2 separate regions of the Homo sapiens genome follow, and region 1 is linked to region 2. The links are chromatin loops, found by intact Hi-C in ENCODE. Cell type or tissue: right lobe of liver. All regions are shown on one strand.

Region 1 (5,000 bases), 66 kb after region 2:
TCCTGAGTAGCTGGGATCACAGGCGTGCGCCACCACGCCCAGCTAATTTTTGTATTTTTAGTAGAGATGGGATTTCCCCATGTTGGCCAGAATGGTCTTGATCTCTTGACCTCGTGATCCACCCTCCTCGGCCTCCCAAAGTGCTGGGATTAGAGGTGTGAGCTACTGCGCCCGGCCAAATCTACTTTCAACTTACAATATTTTCAACTTGCTATGGGTTTATCTGGACATAGCCCCATCGGAGGCCCCATCTGTACCCATTGAGTACCTATGTGAGTTGGTCCCCTTCTGAGTGCCCAGGACACAGTGATAGGCAAAGCCTACCTTAGTACCTACTCTCACAGATCCCAGAGCTTCCAGGGGAGATAGTCATCAAATAATCACCCTGATGAACATGAAATTACAAACTGAGCTGCTTGCTCTGAAAGTGAGGAACACACATCTAGAAGATCATGGAACAAAAGAAGCCCCTTATCCAGTGGTTGGAGAAGGCTTCCCTGCAAAGCGGTGCTGGAGCCGAGATCTGAAGCATGAGTAGGGATAATCCAGAGAGGGTGGAGAAGGTTCCATAGTAGTAGGTACAACGTGTGCCGAGGCCCTGTTGCCAGAGGGAGCATTACAGGGGCTGAAAGGACGCCAGGGTAGCAGGAGCCCCTGGCGTGAGGGCAGTGGATGGGGAGGGACTGGAGAGGCCAGCAAGGGCAGACACACAGGGCTTTGTGGACCCAGTTCAGGTTAGGGGCTCTAATTTCACCCCAACATAAACCAAAGGTCTCGTTTCTTTATGAAAGACTCCTTCTTTGATTTGAATCTTCTTTGGATGGAAGCCTTGAATGCTCTGGTCTGTTTTCTGATTTGAGGAGAAAGAGAGTGAGTATTGGTATGAAATATGCATTTCTGAAGAACCTGCTGAAGAGTTTGGTCAGACGAGGCTGGACTCGGTCCTCTGCCCATCACTTACCTCTGTGTGACTTGGGCAGCTCACCAGCCCTCTGGGCCCCACAGCTGCCAACAGGAGCCAGGGGTTCACCTTGCTGGTCTTGGGATGACGATGGCCACTGCTTACCGGGGCCAAGTGGCTTCCACATGTGGCTGGCCTAACTCGCTTCCCCTTCAGGTCTTCCTCAGAGTAAACCAAGCAAGCATCAGTTTTACAAATTTTATTTTTTATTTATGTATTTATGATTATTAGTTTTTTTAGACAGAGTCTTGCTCTGTCACCCACGCTGGAGTACAGTGGCAGGATCTCGGCTCACTGCAACCTCTGCCTTCCGGGTTCAAGCGATTCTTCTGCCTCAGCCCCCCGAGTAACTGGGGTTACAGGTGCACGCCACCACACCTGGCTGGGGTTTTTAGTAGAGACGAGGTTTCACCATGTTGGCCAGGCTGGTCTCGAACTCCTGACCTCAGGTGATCCTCTCACCCCAGCTTCCCAAAGTGCTGGGATTACAGGCGTGAGCCACCGCGCCTGGACTTTCTTTTAAAATATGGTTAATTCTCCTTTTATCTGCTTTGAGTCAGTGGTGTTTGCTCGAAGAGTTAGTAGGCTGGTTTTGTTTTAGTTCATGGTTCTCACTTTATACTTAGAAAATGAAATGTAGTCTCCTAACAATGTAATACATTTGGGTATTTTCTAGCTCTTTGCCTTCAAAGATAAGCATTGTATGGAGAATTAATTTTCAGGGGTGGCAAAACAGGAAGAGCTCAGAAGTGGCATCAGAACATTTGGGCTGGAGGCCCAGCCCCATCCCAGCCCAGGAGGAAAGCTTGGCCAAGTAACAGCTTCTCTGAGCCCGGCGTCCCCTGTGAAATGGGATGATAATGGCGTCTTCTCAAGGTTGTTAGAGAGTGATGAGTGTGGTGCTTTTAAACTGCAGTGTGAGCCCAGTGTCTTAGGTTGGCTTCCCCAGGAAAGACTCTGAGGTAGAAGTCGGCAAGCTGATGTTGCTGCAGTGGAGGCCTCTGCCCACCGTGGGGCGCTGTGGAGCAGGGGTGGCCCTGCAGAGCTGTCCTGGAGGGAGCAGGGGCTGACACCTGGCATCAGCCAGACATGGTATGCTGTTGCCTTGGGGAGGGCTTTCACCCTGGATTAGGCAGCTCCCTCAAGCCAAGGGCACTCTCAGTGAGGGTGGGTCTCAGCTAGAAGAATGAGTGCCTTGGTCTTGAAGGGTATCCCGGCAGCACTCCACAGCCTGTGCTGTGAGGCATAAATGATTAAGCCTGAGAGTATTAGGGAGATGAGCATTTTAAAATACCCACGGAAGGCCAAGCGCGGTGGCTCACAGTGCAGTAAGCCGAGATCGTGCCATTGCACTCCAGCCTGGGTGACAGAGTGAGACTCTGTCTCAAAAAACAAAAATAAAAACAGAAAAACCCCACATTAATAGGAGGCCCAGGTGGCCGGGCACAGTGGCTCATGCCTGTAATCCCAACACTTTGGGAGGCCAAGGCAGGAGGATCCCTTGAGGCCAGGAGTTCAAGACCAGTCTGGGCAACATAGTGAGACCTCTTCTCTACAAAAAATTTAAAAATTAGCCAGGCATAGTGGCACATGCCTGTAGTCCCAGTTACTTGAGAGGCTGAGGTGGGAGGATTGCTTGAGCTCAAGAGGTCAAGGTTGCAGTGCACCAAAGTAATGCCACCGCACTCCAGCTTGGGGGACAGAGTGAGACCCTGTCTTAAAACAAAACGGAAAATAGCCGGCCCAGATCTCCCTGGGGCAGGGGTCTGGATGTTTGCCTTGTTGCTGGATGCCCACACCCAGGGGGCACTCCAGAAATGCTTGGGGGATGCAACGGTTCCGCTGGGTTCCTCTGGGGTGCATAGCCTGAGGGATGCCTGCCCGCTTTCCCGTCACCAGGAGGACTACAACCACATCCATGGGGGCAAGTGGACAGTGAGTAACCTGCGGCTCTACCTGGAGAGCACCCGCGGCAAGGAGGTGACCAGCAAGCTGTTCGACGAGATCCACTGGATCATCGTGCAGTCCCTGAAGGCTGTGGCGGTGAGTTTGGTGCGGGCGGGGGAGCCGGCTCCCAGGGCCCGTTTGGGAGTGGGGGGGCTTGCTGTCTTTCTGTTAAAAATCCCTGTTTTCAGCTGTGCGCGGCGGCTCACGCCTGTAATCCCAGCAAGCTGGGAGGCCGAGGCGGGCGGATCACCTGAGGTCAGAAGTTTGAGACTAGCCTGGCCCACATACATGGTGAAACCCTGTTTCTACTAAAAATACAAAAATTAGCCGGGCATGGTGGCATGCACGTGTAATCCCAGCTACTGGGGAGGCTGAGGCAGGAGAATCACTTGAACCCGGGAGGCAGAGGTTGCAGTGAGCGGAGGTCACACCACTGCACTCCAGCCTGGGTGACAGAGCAAGACTCTGTCTCAAAAAACAAAAAACAGGCTGGGCGCGTTGGTTAACGCCTGTAATCCCAGCACGCTGGGAGGGCGAGGCAGGCGGATCACCTGAGGTCAGAAGTTCAAGACCAGCCTGGACACGGTGAAACCCTGTCTCTACGAAACATACAAAAAATTAGCGGGGTGTGGTGGTGTGCACCTGTAATCTCAGCTACTTGGGAGGCTGAGGCAGGAGAATTGCTTGAACCCAGGAGGCAGAGGTTGCAGTGAGCCGCGATCGCGCCATTGCACTCCAGCCTGGGCAACAGGAGCGAAACTCTGTCTCAAAAACAAAAAAAAAAACAAAAAAAAACCTGTTTTCACTTTCTTGCCGCCTGCACATCTGCCAGAGGCTGCAGTCTTTTCGGAAAGGGAAAGGGGCTAGCTTGCAGCCCAGTGCCATCCCGGGGTGAGCCGGGCTAGCCTCTCAGGTGTAGCCACAGGCCCTGGCCCCTCCACTCCTCTTATACCCACTAAGTCAATAATAACTATTTTGGCATAAACTGATATATTGGAGATGGACTTCCAGCAGCGTCTTGTCTGTGATGTCCTGACTTTAGTATTTCATAGATATTTCGGGCTGGAAATGGCGTGCCTCTTTTTTTATCTTCACATTTTATGTTTGTTTGCTGGTTTTCAGTTGGCATTCGTGTTTTGTTTTACCGTGTTAAAGCAGGTGCACATCTGTTTTTAAGGGAAAAGAGAGAAATGAACATATGAGCACCAGCAAGCTTGCTACTATTAATATTTCCGGGGCCGGGCGCTGTGGCTCACACCTGTAATCCCAGCACTTTGGGAGGCCAAGGTGCGCAGATCACGAGGTCAGGAGATCGAGACCATCCTGGCTAACAGGGTGAAACCCCGTCTCTACTACAACTACAAAAAAATTTGCCGGGCGTGGTAGTGGGCGCCTGTAGTCCCAGCTACTCGGGAGGCTGAGGCAGGAGAATGGTGTGAACCTGGGAGGCAGAGCTTGCAGTGAGCCGAGATCGTACCACTGCACTCCAGCCTGGCGACAGAGTGAGACTGTCTAGAAAAAAAAAAATATATATATATATATATTTCCAGTGCTTCCCCAGTGGGTGTCTTGGGGTGTTTTGTTACTCGCATATGACTCCTGGGAAAACGGAGGCCCAGGCCCCGGAGCTGGGAAGTAGAACAGGTTTCTGGCCCAAAGCCCATGAAATCTTCCCATCTCACCTATGAGGGAGGGGCAGGAAAGCAACCCTCCCACCCTCCCCTGCCCACTCCAGGAGCCCAGTCTCTCCTGTCAGTTTCGTGGTCTTTTGTTTTTTTCTCTGAGGGCAAGTATGGTCTGTTCTTTTACTTTTTGAGGTGGCCCCTGAGAGACCCACCTACTCAGATGTGGGCCCAGAGAGTGGGTGCCACATCACCGTGGAGTGTGTGTGTGGTGGGATACTTCCCATTCTTTTAACAAAGGTGCTTTACAAAACTCCCAAAGCTCAAAGAATCACCACCATGTCAAAGAGCAAAAGTAACCATGGCCAGCTGTGGTATGTGTCCCCCACATTGGTGTCAAGAGGCTGTGAGAAAGAGCTTCCCTCCACAGTCAGAAATGTATGAAATTGGCCGGGCACAGTGGCTCACGC
Region 2 (5,000 bases):
ACCAGGCATCTCAAACCCAAAAGCCCATGGGATCAGGCAGATGTGGACACAGGTGACACAGATGATGATACGGAGTGGTGGGGACTGTGGCGCCCCAAGGAGCGGCTCTGACAGCCCCCACTGGCCGCAGCGCAAGTCAGGGTCAGGGATCTCAAGGCTCTTACCCAGGACCCGGGGTTCGGGGATCTCCAGAACCTCATTATGTTCTCCTTAAGTGTGGTGAAACCGTCCATGAAACTTCTAAGAACATCCCTGATGTCCTCAGTCTGGTCGTAGATGAAAGCCAGACCCAGGCTATAGACAAAGAGGATGGGGGGACAAAGCCATTACTGCAGGAGCAGGTAGGGGCAGCCTGTACTTAGATGACACCATCACAGCTGTGGGGAGCAGGGGCCTGTGCCCTCCCACCCCACAGCCACCCGGGGCCCTTTCCGTGGGCGCCTCCACCTGCAGGGGCCGCGTGGTATGGACTGTTTGTGGTCAAATTCATTCCAACTTCCTGCTTCCTCCGCCAGCCAGCCGCCCGCCAGCCCACCGGGTGTTTGGCCCTGTCTTCCAGAGCTGGCCACGTGGAAAATAAACCCCCATTCTACAGGGCCCTCACAAGCCACTGCCCACTCTATTCCCCCACCGGAGACTCGCTGAGAGGCCCAGCCCCCAGGATCTAGGATCCGAGCTCACGTAGCACCCCCTCTTAAGACCACGGTGGAAATGTACCATCTGGGCTCAATGAGGACGGCGAGAGAGAAAAGGGCCCTGGGCTCTGCTTTGTTGCCCAGGAATGCCAGGGACAGGTGGCAGGGGGCGAGTGCCAGGAGCTGGGGGCTCCCAGGAGAGGTGCGGGAAGCAGCCAAGGGTTTCAGTATAGCCCCAGTGTCAAGGCACATCCCCCACAGAGCTTCCTCAGGGCCCAGCCCTGTGCTGTGTTCAGGGCCTCCACCCACCGCCCAGGGCCCCTCCCCAGGTGTAGAGGCATAGGGCATAGGCCGGCTACCTGTGCATGGCCACCTCGGAGAGCTGGGCCAGGCGCGGGGCCCTGAGGCTCACGTCCATCTCGTCCCCGATGCAGGCCAGCCGCAGGGCCAATGCGTCACTGCAGGGAGCACACACAGGAGTCGGGTGTGGCTGTGCCGTGGAGGCCACATGCACCTGGACCCACCCAGCCAACGGATTGTGTGCAGCTGGGAGTGGCCCAGAGGATAAGAGATGGTGTCAGATTTGGGGCAGGCAGTGAGTGGGCCTCCCTGTATCCCTCCTCCGGCTCCCACTTGGATTCAGAGATACCCATGAGGTCCCATCCGTGGGTGGCCCCAGAGGTGCAAGCTATTTCAAAAAGAATCCTGGGGCAGGCCCACCTGTGGGCTTTGGTGGAAATGGTGGACAAGGGGAACAGGCAGGTCTGGGGGTGCTGAGCCCCCGGATGGCTGAGGCTGACCAAGGGGAATGGACAGGTCTGGTGGTGCTGAGTCCCCCGGATGGCTGAGCCCCCTTGAGCCCCCTTCCCACAGGGGTTGCAGCTTACCTTCCTTTGTGGGAGGTGAGGGGGCTCTAAGACCTGTGTCCTGGTCCCAATCCTGAAACCAGCCCTGCTGGCACCACCCCTCTCCAAATGGGGGGACTAAGAAGCCCCTAGTAGGCCCCCCACTAAACCACATCCTTGATCCTACACCCCACCCGCATTCACTCCCACACAAAGACTAAGACACTCCCCACCCTCCCAGCTTGCTGGTCTGGGCCTCTACCAGGGACCTGTGTGCATTCCATCCCAGTGACTACACCGGGGGAACTCCCAGGGAAGTGGGACTCCTAGGGGCCCTGAGCTGAGGCCGGCCCTGGGCCCTGGCCCCACCCACCTGACCTGCCAATGCCCTGGGCCTACACTCCCTACTTGGAGGGGATGCGGGTGGGAGGGGTACAGGTGTGGGCTGGCAATCAGGGTTGGGGGCTGTGGTCCTACCTTCTGTTACCCTGGGAAACCTCAGGAAAATACTGCCCCAGGCTTCATGTCCTCCAACCTTGTCCATTAATGGACAGGTGCCTCCAGTTCTAAAATCCTTAATGACTAAAAATCCTGAGGCTGAAAAAAAAAATCCTGAGCAGAAAAGAATCCTGTGGAACATGGAGCTGGTCCCTGGCCTGTGGGAGGTGCCACATCAGAGACAGGATTCCCCAGCAGAAAGCAACAGCCCAGGTCAGGCCTGACCATTCTCTTCCAGGCTCAGGGTAGAAACTACTGAGGTCAGCTGCTCCTGGGCCTTCACGTTCCTCATCTGTACCAGGGGAAGAATGAAAGTGCCAGTCCTGGCCGGGTGTGGTGGCTCACGCCTGTAATCCCAGCACTTTTTGGGAGGCCGAGGCAGGCAGATCACGAGGTCAGGAGATCGAGACCATCCTGGCTAACATGATGAAACCCTGTCTCTACTGAAAATACAAAAAATTAGCCAGGTGTGGTGGCAGGCGCCTGTAGTCCCAGCTACTCAGGAGGCTGAGGCAGGAGAATGGCGTAAACCAGGGAGGTGGAGCTTGTGGTGAGCAGAGATCATGCCACTGTACTCCAGCCTGGGCGACACAGCGAGACTCCGTCTCAAAAAAAAAAAAAAAGCCGGGCATGCTGGTGCACGCCTGCACTCCCAGCTACTCAGGAGGCTGAGGCAGGAAAATCACTTGAACCCGGGAGGTGGAGGTTGCAGTGAGCCAAGATCATGCCACTGCACTCCAGCCTGGGTGACAGAGACTCTGTCTCAAAAAAAAAAAAAAAAAGTGCAGGTCCTTCCTGCCGCTGGGATGGCCGGGTGTGCCTGGACATCTGGGTATGCTGCCGTGTGCTGGACATAGCTGGGAGCAGTTGGCAGAGTGCAAGGGTCAGGTCCTACTGGACCTTGGCCCCTGAAACCCCAGGCAAATCCTGCTGCCTCCAGGGTCCTTGTCAGTCCAAGGAAGATCCCTTCTTCATGCCTCAGTGATTCTTTGAAGCCGGGACCAGGAACTGCATGGCCTCCTCAGGCTCTTCCATAGGTTCTGGTTTTCTTTCTTTTTTCTTTCTTTCTTTTCTCTTTCTCTTTTTTTGTGAAACGGAGTCTTACTCTGTTACCCAGGCTGGAGTGCAGTGGTGCAATCTCAGGGCTCACTGCAACCTCCACGTCCCGGGTTCAAGTGATTTTCCTGCCTCAGCCTCCTGAGTAGCTGGGACTACCAGCGCCCATCCCCCCACCCCCGGCCCCATACCTGGGTAACATTTGTATTTTTAGTAGAGGTTGGGTTTCACCATGTTGGCCAGGCTAGTCTCGAACTCCCAACCTCAGGTGATCCGCCCACCTCAGCCTCCCAAAGTGCTGGGATTACAGGCATGAGCCACGGCGCCCGGCCCGGTTCTGGTTTTCTAAAATGAGAGCCGTCAGAGGCAGTTGAACCAGAGCGACTCCATCTTGATTAGGGGCTGGGTAACAAAAGGCTGAGACCTACTGGGTTGCATTCCCAGGAGGCTAGGAATTCTAAGTCACAGGATGAGATAGGACATCAGCATAAGATACAGGTTACAAAGACCCTGCTGATAAAACAGGATTCGGCAAAGACGCCAGCCAAAGCCCACCAAAGCCAAGATGGGCACAAAAGTGACCTCCAGTCATCCTCACTATTCATTGTGCACCAACTATATTAGCATGTTGGAGTCACTCACCAGTGCCACGACAGTTTACAAATGCCACGGCAACGTCAGGAAGTTGCCCTATATTGTCTAAAAGGAGGAGGAATTCTCGGTTCCGGGAACTGCCCACCCCTTACCCGGAAACTCATGAATAATCCACCCCTTGTTTAGCATGTAATCAGGAAATAACTATAAGTATATTCAGTTGAGCAGCCCATGCCGCTGCTCTGCCTATAGAGTAGGTTTTCTTTTTTTGAGATGGAGTCTCGCTCTGTTGCCCAGGCTGGAGTGCATTTTTGCAACCTTGGGTCACTGCAACCTCTGCCTCCTGGGTTCAAGAGATTCTCCTGCCTCAGCCTCCCGACTAGCTGGGACTACAGACATGTGCCACCAGGCCCAGCTACTTTTTGTATTTTTAGTAGAGACAGGGTTTTGCCATGTTGGCCAGGCTGGTCTCGAGCTCCTGACCTCAAGTGATCCGCCTGCCTCAGCCTCCCTAAGTGCTGGGATTACAGGCGCGAGCCACTGCGTGTGGCCCAAATTCTTTCTTGCTTGAGATCTAAGAACCCTCTCTTGGGATCTGGATCGGGTCCCCTTTCTGGCAACAGAGTCACCTCCTTCAAGAGGCCCTGATGTCCTCAGCAGGTCGCTAAGGGCCTGTCTAGCTCCCTGAGGCCCAAACACTGTGCCATTTTGACAGCCAGGGGCCCCAGGTCCATCTTGAGACTGTGAACATGCTGGCTGTCCAGGGGTCTGTGAGCTGGTATCAGGGGAGGGTGGGGCAGCAAAGTGAAGCCGCTCCCAGGGCAGAAGCCTCCATGCCCACATCCGGGAAATCTTCCTCTCGGAGGCCCTGCCTGGGAGGCATCTGCAGGCGCTCCCCCGCTCATAGAATGTCTGCTCATCCAGCCCACCCCTGAAGTCACTATCAGGCAGGGGGTAGGGCAGGCCATGGGGACCTACCTGCCCTCCATGCATTCCAAAGAATCGAAGTCCTCCATAGGGTCCAGGTCCTCTTCAGAGTCAGTCATGCCAAGAACCTCCATGGTCGGGGGTTCCAGGAGCTGCTCATACAGGAGGGTCTCCATCAAGATGTCTCTGGAGAGGGGTCTTACTTCAGACATTTCTCCTCTGGGGCAAAAAGACAGCATATGACTGGACCCCTAAGAACTGAGCAGTCTGGGGGCTCTCTCACAGGATGACCCCCAGATTGTATAGCCCTACTCACCAGCTCTTTTGATCCGCTAAAGCCGTCAATATCCCCCAACCCCAGCTCCCACAGGCATGAATCCTGCTACATGCTGGCTGTGTGCCTCTGGGCAAGTCGCCTAGCATCTCTGTTCTTGGAAGGGAGGAA

The links. A loop is a pair of places that touch in the nucleus more often than their neighbours do. Peaks named below come from ENCODE experiments on the same cell type or tissue, not always from the same donor. Only the 100,000 strongest peaks of a DNase experiment are listed, where the experiment ranks them.
Region 1: it touches region 2 in a loop (4-fold over the local background); 2 of 110 quality-filtered maps call a loop at or near these places.

Annotation. Positions count from the first base shown.
Region 1 is chr22:43,057,388-43,062,387 of GRCh38, reverse strand. TTLL1 (TTL family tubulin polyglutamylase complex subunit L1) reads left to right here. Exons shown (of 11, transcript NM_012263.5): 8 at 2,861-3,004. Among named protein-coding and RNA genes, the nearest start is that of TTLL1-AS1, 21 kb to the right of the region's middle. In right lobe of liver, a CTCF peak has its summit at 1,978; no DNase peak of the experiment used is centred here.
Region 2 is chr22:43,123,790-43,128,789 of GRCh38, reverse strand. BIK (BCL2 interacting killer) reads right to left here. Exons shown (of 5, transcript NM_001197.5): 2 at 4,607-4,774; 3 at 995-1,093; 4 at 165-294. The coding sequence starts at 4,767. Among named protein-coding and RNA genes, the nearest start is that of BIK, 16 kb to the right of the region's middle. RefSeq lists an enhancer at 1-220. In right lobe of liver, no CTCF peak of the experiment used is centred here; DNase peaks (open chromatin) are centred at 1,796 and 2,849; H3K27ac peaks cover 1,776 bases.